Linked DNA regions of Homo sapiens: region 2 is linked to region 1. Evidence: read pairs that join two places in POLR2A ChIA-PET (ENCODE). Cell type or tissue: A673. All regions are shown on one strand.

Region 1 (4,000 bases):
GTGTACACAACTTACAGGATGCATCCCACAGGTATTTTAAAACTTGAATATGGTGGCATGTCCATGAAGCTTCTAAACATAGACATGCAAGTTCTATACTAGTTCCTGTCCATACTGTTTAAATAGAGCAAGGCTGTTGATTTGGGGACAGGTCTTCGTAGGGTGGACTGAAGTGCAGTCACTAAACTAGACTGCACTCATTTGTTGGCGCATGGAGGTTAAGGGTGAGTTCCAATCTCCATGACTCCATTCCAGCTGTCAGGAAAATCATCATCCAGAGTTACTGTTTTAGGTTGCTTCTTGACAGCCCACAAACCTCTGCCACACTGCTTTGTAGAAATTCTAATGTCAGTGACAGCAGCTTTCAAAATTTTCTATTCCTAGTTGACAGGACTGTCTGACATAAGCACTGTACTCTGAACGGGTTAAAATGCAGGCTGGTTTTCTGGATGGGGGGACACACAGGGGCACTCCAGGGTGGCCATGGGAAGCCGCTCCTCAGCACGGAACACTCACACCGCCCTGACCCAACACCAGCAAGTCCCAGGAGCGACCGCAGTGACGAAGGAGTCCCTTTGGCGGCGAACGCTTCCCCGCGTGAGCCATGCCCGGGGCCGGCCTGACGCTTCCCGAGTGCCTGCAGGGAAGCCCGGGCCAGACGCAGCCGGCCCGCGGGCGGAGAACACCGCGCACATCGCCTGCAGAGCGGCCAGAAGGCGAGCCCTGCTGCCGGATGAGACTCACCCGATTACGATCAGCCCCGGGCCTGTGCTCGCAGCCCCCGCGCCAGGCTCCGCGCTAGGCTCGGGCACCGTCAGGCAGAGGCACCGCGCGCGGGCCCCACGCAGACAGCCGGTCACGCGCCCCCGCGGCCCCGGGGCTGGGGCTCCCCACCCGCCCGCGCCCGCGCCCGCGCCCGCGCCCGCGCCCGCCGCGCGGCTGGCCCAGCTCAGGCGGCCCGGGCGCGCCCGGGGTCCGCGGGGCTCGCACGCCCCTTCCCTCTCCAGATCCTCCGCCCCGCCCGCGCCGGCGCCGCCTCCCCTCCTCCTCCCTGCGCTGCGCCCTCGCCCGCCAGCTAATCCCGGCTGCGCCCGCCCATCCCCGCTCCGGGCCCCGGCCCCGGCCCCGGCCCCGCGCCGACCTCCGGGAAAGCGCGCCTTCCCCGCTCCCTGCCGGGCCGGGTTTCCAACCCAGCGGCCACTCCTCCGCGCACGGCCCGGCCTCCCTACTCCTTCCCGGGTCTCTGGGGCCGGGGGCTGTGCATACTGGTGCTGGCTGCCCTTCTCTCTTCCAAATCGGATTTTAATTCACCAGAAGAAGGCAGAGAACCACAGGACCATCTCGCCTATCCCCGCCCCATCAAAGGGTGCGCACACCAGGCTGGGGTGGGGAGTGGACGAATGAGGTTTAAAAAATGAAGCCCCGGATCTGGTCAATGCGAGAACCATTACTCCATCAACAGGAACGCTAGATCTAAGCATGCATACTAAAGACGTGGACCCTTCCACGCCCGTCCTGCCCTACCGGCTCACACAAGCCGGTGCATCTCCTGCACACCCCGAGCATGCCTGCCGCTTGCGTTACCATGTGCTCGTTTCAGTTTTGGAGGCCCAGGATTATACCAGGAGCAGAGCAGCTGGACGCTCTCCTGTGAGCTGGTGAAACTGCCAAGCCGTCATTTTCACATGCTAAGGGAAGAAGGGGTGAGGTCGCGGAGGTGAACTACATTTTTGAGTCTCAGAGGGTGGGCACTGCACGAGGCATGCCTTTCCCACGACAGGGATTTTAGTAATGACAGTTAGTGCACTGGGTGCCGGTACAACACTCATCCCCGTCCTGCCGTAGCCAGTCTCTTTTGAGAGCTGAGGCCATCTAAGTTTCAACAGGTACAATTTCTCCTGCCAAGTATCCCGTATTTACAGAGGTAAACCATGTATTTCCGAGTTTTTACTAAAAAGCCCAGTTTATTTCTGATGCACCACCCTAGCACGGTGACAAGAAATCACTACCAATAACAAAAACAGTAGTCCAGCCAGGGTGGCTCACGCCTGTAATCCCAGCACTTTGGAAGGCTGAGGTGGGCGGATCACTTGAGATCAGGAGTTCAAGACCAGCCTGGCCAACATGGTGAAACCCCAGTCTCTACTAAAAATACAAAAATTAGCTGGGTGTGGTGGTGCGTGCCTGTAATTCCAGCTACTCAGGAGGCTGAGGCATGAGAATCACTTCAACCTGGGAGGCGGAGATCGCCCCACCCACTCCAGGCTGGGCGACAGAGGGAGACTCTGTCTCAAAAAAACAAACACAAACAAAACAGTAATCCATTGTTGAACTAAGAACACTGGAATCCTCCCCACTTTTATAAAAGTGGTAAGTGGTTATAAATTATAAAATTAATGAGATTTTAAATCCTGATACATGTATATGTGTATATGTGTGATGTGTGTGTATGTGTATACATATCTATCAGGAAAACTATGGTATCTTAAGCCCACACAGACTTGCTGATATTATTTATATTGCCAGGGGTGGGAGGATGGGCATGCCAGGGAAACAAAAGAAAGGAGTCTGGTGTGATGGCTCCCACCTGTAACCGCAGTGTTTTGAGAGGCCAAGATGGGAGGATCACTAGAGCCCAGGAGTTCAAGACCAGCCTGGGCAAGACAGCAAGACTCTTGTCTCAAAAAAAAAAAAAAAAAAAAAAAAAGTAAAAATCGAACACAAAGTCATTTAAGATCCAAACATATGCTAGCTGCTTTTACTTTTATATATATTATTTTACATATATTCTTACATATATTTAACACCCATAGTAGGTAGACACTATTATTACAATTTTGTTGATAAAAATACTGATGTCAGAGACCTTAAGTAACATGTTCGAGGTCACACAGCTAGGATGTATATGTGTGAATGTGTCCCAGATATCTATTACCCCATAACAAACCACCCCAAATGTAGATTAAATCAACAGTCATGTTGTTATGCTCATAATCCACAGAACTCAGGAATTGCGGCAGGTTGAGTGTTTCTTCTGCTCCCCGTGGGGTTGCTCAGTGGCATACAGGTGGAGGGTGGTCTGGTGTGGAGGCTCTAAGAAGGCTTCACTCATGTGTCTACACCATGCAGTCGGGGGTGGCTGGAAGTCTGGGCTCAGTTGAGCCTTCTCTCATGCAGCTTCAACACTTCTCTGAGTGGTCCCTCCAGTGAAGTCGTTGGAATTTCTACGTGGCAGCTTAGGGCTCCAAGAAAGCGAGGCAGAAGCCGTCAGCTCTATTCAAGGTGGCAACTGGCAGTGTCACCTCCACTGTACTCCATAATCAAAGCAGTCCCAGAATGAAAGAGATGGAAAATAGACCCCAGCTCTCAATGGGAAGAACCTACAGCCGTCTTTAATCCGCCATAACCGTCCTCTGGCCACAGGTCATTTACACATGCACGATACACTCAGCTCTTTCAAGATGCTCAGAAGTCTCATCATCTAAAGCATGTCCGCGTACAGATGAGGCTTCTGCTTGGGTATTTCCTTTACATCTGAAGACCTGCGAACTAGAGAGACAAGGCAACAGCCTTCTCCACACCCAACCGACAATGGTGAGACAGAGCCAGGACATCCCCAGTGGGCACCTGTCCAACAAGAGAGGTGGCGGAGCCAGGCAGCAGCCACTGCGGGTTCCAGCAGGCTCCTGCTGCCTTGCCTTGAGGAGGACTCACTTCTGCTTCCTGCCTTCTCCCCAGCCCTTAGCTCTGTCCTCTGGGCTGTTGCTTCTACCGAGACTTCCTCAGGGAAAAGAAATGGCCTAGGTTTGCAACTAAGTAGCCTCTCAGCCTGCTTTCCTCCAGGGAAGGCTGGGGAAGGGGGTCCAAAAGTCTGTGCCTCTTTTAGTTCAAGCCAGTGGCGCTTCCATCACTCTGCCAATACCTTGTGGGTTTCTTTGAATTTTATCAGAGTTCACCCCATCCATTAGTTACAAACCACACTGACCTGAGATGGGCCCTT
Region 2 (4,000 bases), 300 kb before region 1:
AGAGATCAAAGAAGCTTATAAAATTGAAGGCAGTTTTTATACATGGTAAAACTACTGGGAATTATTCAAAAATCCTTTGGGTTTTGTGAGCTTAAAGACCAAAACTGTAAAACAAACACCAAGATTTTAATAAGGATGGAAGCAAGATAATGCCTTTTTGCTTGGGTTAGAAGATTCGACCTAATCTAAGTTCACCAGATACAATGTTTTTGGGAAACTCTTCTTTTAATCCTGTGCATTCTGACGTGTTGAGGGAAGTAGCCCCTTGGCGCTGGTGGTTGGAACTGCTGTCATCTTTGTTAAACAATCTGTGACACCAAAATCGAAAGGCTGGCCCAAAGAGATTTCCCCCCACTGACCTAAATGGCACCTAAAATGTTAAGAAATGCAAATTGTATAATGATTTAAGACTGTTTCCTGAGGGGCTAGCATATTGGCAGAAATGAATTTTTATAGGATTAGACCCTTTACTGCTCCTTTGACACCTAAAAGTAGGGAAGTATTTTGAGAGAGCAGGAGGTGGCAGTCACCTTATATAAGGCGTGGATTCTGAAGCTGGAATGTCTGTAAGTAGTGAGACGGTAGTTTGAGGAGGAGTGATACCAAGGTGTATGCAGTTTATGTGAAGTTTAGCCCATCTCATTTTAAGTTGTGGGCTTTAGACGTAATCTTGTGCCAAGACATTAGCTTTCATGTCCATCTTCCTTGACGAACATGGATATATCAGAAGAACATCTGCAACAGATTAATAAAATTAATTAAAAAGGAAGTTAAAGAAAAGACTAACCCTCTGGCTTCGAGGATTAAAAATGTGTAATTGAGGATCAGACTTGTCTTTGAGCTTCCTATCAATCAGATTGGCCACCCAGTAATCTATCAAAAAGCTAGTCCTTTGTAATTTAGCAAATTGGGAAATGACTAAAAATACCACACACCTTTAACAATTTACCAACCCTATCTCTAAACCAAGTTCTCACAGAACAAACAATTGGAACTGAAGTTACCTTCTTGTGGAATATCTTTTGTTGCACAGTTAAAAATAGAGAGGCCAGGTGCGGTAGCTCACACCTGTAATCCCAGCACTTTGGGAGGCCAAGGTGGGCAGATCACCTGAGGTCGGAAGTTCGAGACCAGCCTGGCCAACGTGGAGAAACCCCGTCTTTACTAAAAATACAAAATTAGCTGGGCGTGGTGATGCATGCCTGTAATCCCAGCTACTCGGGAGGCTGAGGCAGGAGAATCGCTTGAACCTGGGAGGTGGAGGTTTCGGTGAGCCAAGATCACACTATTGCACTCCAGCCTGGCCAACAAGAGCAAAACTCCATCCTAGAAAAGAAAGAAAGAAAGAGAGAGAGAGAAAGAGAAAGAAAGAAAAGAAAAGAAAAGAAAGAAAGGGAGAGAGAGGGAGGGAGGGAGGGCAGGCGGAAGGAAGGAAGGAAGGAAGGAAGGAAGGAAGGAAGGAAGGAAGGAAGGAAGGAAATAAATTGTGCCAAAAACTGTATGCTAGATCTAGCTGACATGCCTTTGGAAAGGCAGTATTGTAACCATAAAAGCGTTGAATTTTAGGATATTGTTGATGAAGGGATCAAAGCTGTGCTGGTAGACGCTCCTGGAGAAAAACACCAACCCCACTGAAGTACATACAACTTTGTGTACTGTACAGGGAAATTTTCTCTCACTGCTTTTGAATCTTCACTTTTTTTCTTTTAGGATAGTGTGTGGCATATTCAAGGTACTAAACAAAGAAATGTTTCAAAATATGTCATCATCATTATGGTTTAACTTATGATTACTGAGTTTGCAAATATTTTGCTACTATAAGTTGTGCATATTTGGAAAAAACTCACATAAACTCTGATTAGTTATTTGCTGAAAATGTTTATAGTTTATTGAAGGAAGGTCTCTATATCTTTGGTAAGAATAACCAAATTACTTAACCAAGAAAAATTATTTGCTTTAGTGAATGTGTTTTGCTAATGTACAAAATTTTCAAAGAATAGAAAGAATATACGCCAAAGACAAGTTTTGTTTGGTTTCTCAACAACCATGTGGGAAACCAGGAAAATAATTAGCAACCTTGGAGTGCTTGAAAAGCAAATCTTTTTTGCTTCCCTAGAATATGGTTGCTATGAGGGCAGGGACCTGGTCTACCTTATTCCCCACTTCATCCCTGACTCCTAGAAAGGGCCTTATACAGAGGTAGATTCTAATAAATATTATTATGGATGAGTGAATTATGAAGGAATGAAAGTTGAGAGGCTGAGTCAGAAACTCTAAATTAGAAGTATTTTTGAAAGTCTTCTAAAAGATTTATTTTTCGTACATACATTTAAAGCGTCATGCATTTGTCATCTAAAGAGCAACAGGAGTTCTGGTCTGAATAACAGACCATTTGTTTTCTTAATAGCTGTTATTGCAAACTGTTCTACATGAATTTGGTTGTTCACAACAACTGCAAGATTCTTTTTGGTAAATATTGGTCACCTTTTGTATTTAAAGGTAGGCAAGTGTTCCTTCTTTACAATCTTGCTTCCATGTAGTATGTTAGGATGAGAATAACTATATGGAATTCTGCCACTCATACATTCTCGAATTAGCCAAGAGCCACGAAGCTGTCCTGCAACCTGTGCTATGTGCTTCCCTGCAGGTCCTCTTCCACGGTAAAGTCACTTGAGGCAAGTATGACAGAATTACAGAGACAGTGTGTAAATGAAAACCAAATGAGCCTGCATGTTATATACTGAAGGATTTGAAAAATCATTAAGGACCATGTAACACCTGGAAAATACATTTAAACATTTTATCTTTAAATACACTGAGTGAGTCATGGATGTCGTATTTTAATGCCTTTGCTCATGCTGTTTGTCTTATTGTCCTTTTCTCCCCACCTTTGGCACCGTCAGCAACATCCTTATTTGTCCTCGAGGCATAGTTTAAATTCATCTTCCTACCCCTAATGTTCCTAGGTCCTCTCAGAGCTCATTGTTCCTTCCTGATGTTTGTTTTTCTATTATTGCTTTATTGAAATAGCTTTATAGCAAACGATTTCCGTGATTATCAGGAGAACCAGGGAGTGTATTTTATTTTACTAACTTCAAAAACAATCCCTCAGTAACGACTGTCTAAAAGATAGTTTCCTAGGTGGCGCACCGATTCTGAATGGTGGCCAGGGAAGCATTGAGAGAGGGAAGCATTTATAATCAGTTGGGCTTTGAAGTTCACGTTGGACTTTCTCAAAACGTTGTTGATGAACGAGGGAAAAGAAAAGGGATAGTCGTTTAAGGAATAAATGAAAGCAAAGGGTGGTAGAAGATTGGGGAGGGAAAAAAACTGAGCACATTTCTGATGTAAAAGGCTGGGATGTATCCATGATAGAAAAAGGGGGAAGAATGAGTACAGTGAGCACACAAAAAATCTGATCATGTGATGGAGGCGACAAAAAGACGGCTCAGGTTTGGAAAGATAATAGTTTGGGCATTTCCTCCTCTCATTTGGACAGGGAGGGGAGTGAGGATGGACCTAGCTCCACGATTTCCAGTGCTCAACAGTGACTTGCTGAGTTAAGTGTATGAAGAGCCTCTTTTGATAAGAAGTAGGGCCCAATCAGTGCTGTGATCTGTTTCATTTTGTGACTCAGTAATTCTCCCTCCTACAGCTGTCCACTCAGAATCAAATTCAAAAACACTGTATAGGTTGTACCAGGGCTTCCAAATTACTTACAATTGTAGGGGTAATACATTTTTTTAAAATAGGCAATTTAAGAAGTCCTATCAGTTACATTGATTTTTTTTAGTGTAAAATATGTCAAATAAAGTAAAAGAAATTTCAGAAATTCTATCAATATGCAATTTTGCTCATATATGACAATGTATTTAGCTAAAATGATAGTCACTTTGATGACATACCGTTCAAGAAAAATCAGAGAAATTGAAGAATTAGGTTACTAATGAGAGTAGAAGATTCAATATTACTTTATATAGTCAAATAAATAACTCGACTA

The links. Peaks named below come from ENCODE experiments on the same cell type or tissue, not always from the same donor. Only the 100,000 strongest peaks of a DNase experiment are listed, where the experiment ranks them.
Region 2: POLR2A ChIA-PET joins it to region 1 with 6 read pairs; 2 of 35 experiments call an interaction of 5 or more read pairs at or near these places.

Annotation. Positions count from the first base shown.
Region 1 is chr4:186,141,857-186,145,856 of GRCh38, reverse strand. The region is part of intron 1 of FAM149A (family with sequence similarity 149 member A); the gene reads right to left. Among named protein-coding and RNA genes, the nearest start is that of FAM149A, 39 kb to the right of the region's middle. RefSeq lists enhancers at 1,104-1,604, 1,605-2,105. In A673, no CTCF peak of the experiment used is centred here; a DNase peak (open chromatin) is centred at 1,536; H3K4me3 peaks cover 916 bases.
Region 2 is chr4:186,444,156-186,448,155 of GRCh38, reverse strand. The region is part of intron 1 of F11-AS1 (F11 antisense RNA 1); the gene reads left to right. Among named protein-coding and RNA genes, the nearest start is that of F11-AS1, 55 kb to the left of the region's middle. In A673, no CTCF peak of the experiment used is centred here; DNase peaks (open chromatin) are centred at 325, 735 and 1,545; H3K4me3 peaks cover 1,663 bases; H3K27ac peaks cover 3,910 bases.